2 separate regions of the Homo sapiens genome follow, and region 1 is linked to region 2. The links are chromatin loops, found by intact Hi-C in ENCODE. Cell type or tissue: PC-3. All regions are shown on one strand.

Region 1 (2,500 bases), 280 kb after region 2:
AACACAAGAGGATGTTTCTCCTATATTCTCTGTGTAGATGTTGTATAGCTCCTAGTAGTAAAACTCACAAGTGTTCCTCTCTGTATGACTGGGATTCGTTTCCCTGGTGATTTTTAACTTTCAAATTTGTCCACATTGAGCCTCCGGCAATTCATCCACTGGAGTTCAAGTTGTTGTACCTGGGCACTGATTCCCATGAAGGTTGCTACAGGTGAGTTTCTGCTTCAGTAAGTTGCAATTCTCTGTATTCTTCTGTCAATCTCTCCGGTTGGGAGTGGGATAACTGTTTGTCTTGTGACTTCATTTGTCCTATAAATCTAAGAGCCGTTATTGAGTTTTCAGTTTATACAACTTTTTAGTTGTTGTTAGGACAAAGTAGCAACTTCCAAGCTTCTTAAATGCTGAACCAGAAACTGGAAATCTAGGAATCTGGTTTTAAGTAAGTAACAAAGCATGATCTTGCCAAGAAAAAATATACTAGAGTTAGTTTAAACACAGCTGTAGCAAAGCTGTGTTCTTTAAGAATAACACAGAGCACTCCACCCCCTGATCATACTTGCTACAGAAAAGATATAATATATAATATCTCTAATTTGGAAGGATTTGAGGAGATATGTTTCATCCAATGCTGGAAATTTCACTTAATTCAATAACAAATCAAATAAGAATATAAAAAATACTCAAAGAACTGCAAGTAAAAACAATTGACACAAGCAAAAAGGCTGGGTGCTGAGGGCTCACCCCAAAGCAAGCCTTGCTGTATCACTGCTTAACACCTCCACTTATGGGAAGTCGGTGTTTATGAAATCGCATAAAGATTAGTAGAAGGCAGTAGCTTTTACGAATTTTTTCTTCACATTTGTATTTATCTCCTATAACAGTGTTCTTCATCAGGCTATTGACTTAAGTTGCACTGTTATTTTTTAGTATTGTAGACGCTCTTAGCTTGATCTTACCCAAAGGCCTTTGGACATGTTATTTTCTTTTCTGAAAATTCTTTCTTTCTTCTTTGATTTTAACTCCTAAGTATGTCTTTAAGCTCTAGCTCAGTGATTTCTTTTTCTGATTTTTGTAGGTCAATCCTCTTTTCTTAGATTCTCACAGCAAAATATAATGCATTTATAGTTCATATTATGGTGAAAGTGTTATTTATTTTTTAAATAAATTTTGTACCTGTTTTTCCCATTAAAATATAAGTTTCATTAGATAAGTAGACAACTGTGCAACTGTGTCTATTTTTGCTCTCCAATAAGTACCTATTTCTATCAGGCACTTAGCATAAAAATAATCATTCGATAAATATTTATGCAATGAGTTAATGAAGTAAATAAAATACATTTACGACTTATTAAAAATCCCAGGTCTTAAATAGTTTCATACAGCCTTTGTATTATCTCAAAATTTTATTTGCCAGTAAAACAATCCAAGTTTCTTTAAACCTTACTATGTAGTACTTCAAGTCTCTACCTCATATTAAATAATGTTTATTGCAGAATAGAAATGAATCAGTTAAAGCCTAGAGGTTTTTATGTAATATCTTGAGTAAACTGCTCAGTTTGACATGCTTCATCCATTTTACTGCCATGCCATAAATGTCTTTATAGAAATCACTGGTTGAAATATTAAATTCAGGGTATATCATGGTGTTCCATTAGGCACACAACATTTTAACCTATGCTTATTTTATGAGAAGCCTTTTAACTTATTACATGTATACCTACCTATATTGTGATATAAATCACAGTTATTAAATGTTCTATCAAAACTATAACTTTTTTCTAATTTATTAGTTTGATAAAATTATCTAGGAAAAATTGGTTTGAAATTGGTTTTTACTGATATATCTATAGTGAACTCATTCCAGACTCTAGAGATCTCTGTTTTGCTTCCTATTGAGTAATTTAATCTTTAAAGATATTTCCTATTAAACTACATCCATCAAACCATGGTAAGAAAAATCAAAGATTTCCGTCTCTTAGGGAGTCAAGATGTCTGTTTATATGCACGATTTTGTCCTCCTTCTATCATCTGGTGATTTAAAAGGTATTGAATGACGGAACTCAGTCTTCACTCTCTTTCATGGTTTGCTATGAGCAACATAGCACTCACAGACTCTAAATCATGTTACACATAACCAACCTTCTTACATAACAGTGTCTTCAACTTGCACTTTTTAATACTGGCCCTATCTTTCATAGTCTGAAAACATTTCTACTCAAAGACAATCTGGAATCATAATAGAGTAAAAGAGAGGAATTACACCCCACAATGAATTATATCCCTGGCCTCATCCATACATATTTTACATTATGTAGCTGATGAGATTTGAGACTTTTAAGCTGATGTGACTCAGATGATATTTTGAACTTGAGCTGATGCTGTAATTCATTGAGATTTTTGGGGACCTTGGGTGGAATGAATGCATTTTGCATGTGGGATAGATGTGACTCTTTGGGAACCAAAGCCTAGAATGTTGGGCAGAATAACAGTTCTGGAATAA
Region 2 (2,500 bases):
AACTCTCTACAAACTAAGCATCAGAGAAACATATGTCAAAATAATAAAAGCTGTCTATGACAAACTCACAGTAAAAAATCCTACTGAATAGAGAAAGTTGAAAGCATTTCTGTTAAGTATTGGAACAAGACAAGTATGGTCACTCTCATGATTTCTATTCACCACAGTATTGGATGCTGTAGCCAGGGCAATCAAGCAAGAGAAAGAAATAAAAAGCATCCAAATTGTGAAGACAAAGTTAAATTATCTCTGTTCACAGATGACATGTTCTTTTGCCCAGAAAACCCTGAAGATCCCTTCCAAAGACTGTTAGACTTGATAATTACTTCAGTAAATATTCAGAACACAAAATTGATGTAAAAAATCAATAGCATTTCTATACACGAATAACATTCAAGCTAAGAACCAAATCAAGAGCTCAATCCCATTTACAATAGCCCCCCAGATAATAAAATACTCAGGAATACATTTAAACAAGGAGGTAAAAGATCTCTACAAGGAGAGCTACAAAACATTGATGAAAGGATTCATAAATGACACAAACAAATGGAAAACATTCAATGCTTAGAGATTGAAAGAAACAATATCATTAAAATGACCATATAGCCTGAAGCAATTTATATTCAACATAATTCCTATCAAATTGCCAATGCAATTTTCTTGGAATGAAAAAAAAATCAGTTCTAAAATTTGTGTGCACTCGAAAAGAAGCCCAAACAGCCAAAACAATCCTAAGCAAAGAGAACAAAACTGGAGGCATCTTATTACCTGACTTCAAATTGTAATACAATTCTATATAACCAAAACAGCATGGGACTGGTATAAAAATAGACACAATGACCAATGAAATGGAATAGAGAACCCATAAAGAAAGTCACATACTTACAAGCAACAGATCTTTAACCAAGTTGGCAAAAATAAACAATGGGGGAAAAGACATTCCATTTAATAAATGGTGCTGGGAAAATTCAATTACAATATGTGAAAGAATGAAACTGGACTCCTATCTCTCACCATGTAAAAAGTTTACTCAATGTGTGTTAAACACTTAAATATAAGACCTCAAGCTATAAAAATTCTCGAAGAAAATCTAGGAAATACTCTTCTGGAACTCGGCCTAAGTAAATAATTAATGACTAAGACCTCAAAAGCAAATGCAACAAGAAGAAATGTAGACAAATGGGACTTAATTAAAAAGAAGTTTCTCCCCAGCAAAAGAAATAATCAAGAGAATAAACCCAAACGCCTACATAATGGGAGAAAATATTTGCAAGCTACACATCTAACACAAGACTAACATCCAGAATGTACAAGAAACTCAAACAACCCAATGAGAAAAATAAATAATCTCATTAAAAAGTGGAAAAAGAACATGAACAGAAATTCTCAAAAGACAAATAAGTGGCCCACAAACATGAAAAAATGCTCAACATCACTAATCATCTGAATAATACAAATTAAAAACACAATTAGACACCACCTTATACAAGTTAGAATGGCTACTATTAAAAAGTAAAAAACAAACAAAAAACCCCCCAAAAAACAAAAACAGATATTGGCAAGGATGAGGAGGCTATAGAACACCTGTACACTTTTGGTGGGAATCTAAATTGGTACAACCTCTATGGAAAGACAATATGGAAATTTCTCAAAGAGCTAAAAGTGGAACTGTCATTTGACCCAGTAATCTCACTACTGCTTACATATATCCAAAGGAAAAGAAATCACTATATAAAAGACACCTGCACTCAGATGTTTATCAAAGGATAATAGGAAAAAAAGTGGTGTGTGTGTGTGTGTGTGTGTGTGTGTGTATATATAAAATGGACTAGTAATCTGCCATAAAAAAGAATAAAATGTGTCTTTTGCAGCAACATGGATGGAACTGCCTTCAGTTCCATTATACTAAGTGAAATAACTCAGAAACAGAAAGTCAAACACTGCATGTTCTCACTTCTAAGTGTGAGATAAATAATAGGTAAATATGGACATACAGAGTAGAATAAAAGACATTTGAGAATCTAAAAGGTGAAAGGAAAGGAAGGGAGTGAGGGATGACAAATTACCTATTTGGTCCAATGTTCGCTATTTGAGTGATCAGTACAGCAGAAGCCCAAACTTCACCATTATGCATTATATCCATGTAACAAATCTACACTTGTACCCCCTGAATCTATAACAGAATAAATAAATAAACACCCTTTAAAGAAACCTTGTCATCATCTATTCATTTTTATAAGAATTGATATTCAATAATGTAACTGAATCAGCTAGAATCTAAAGTTTTCTATGAGCTATGTATTGAAATAAAAAGCAATTCATTATTTTATTGTTTAATGAGTCTAGGTCAAAAATACAGAAAGAAGCAAATGAGTTTGATAGCTAAATTTATCATTAATCTTGTCCTTAATCTCACCCAAACTAACCTGTTCTTACTCAACAGTTGGTCTGTTTCTAATAAGCATTTTCTTTTCTTTTTTTTTTTTTTTTTTTTTTTTTG

What was found. A loop is a pair of places that touch in the nucleus more often than their neighbours do. Peaks named below come from ENCODE experiments on the same cell type or tissue, not always from the same donor. Only the 100,000 strongest peaks of a DNase experiment are listed, where the experiment ranks them.
Region 1: it touches region 2 in a loop (5-fold over the local background); 2 of 110 quality-filtered maps call a loop at or near these places.

Annotation. Positions count from the first base shown.
Region 1 is chr11:37,661,539-37,664,038 of GRCh38, reverse strand. No RefSeq gene overlaps it. Among named protein-coding and RNA genes, the nearest start is that of LINC02760, 280 kb to the left of the region's middle. In PC-3, no CTCF peak of the experiment used is centred here; no DNase peak of the experiment used is centred here.
Region 2 is chr11:37,940,792-37,943,291 of GRCh38, reverse strand. All of the region lies in intron 1 of LINC02760 (long intergenic non-protein coding RNA 2760), which reads right to left. Among named protein-coding and RNA genes, the nearest start is that of LINC02760, 3.4 kb to the right of the region's middle. In PC-3, no CTCF peak of the experiment used is centred here; a DNase peak (open chromatin) is centred at 1,071; H3K27ac peaks cover 565 bases.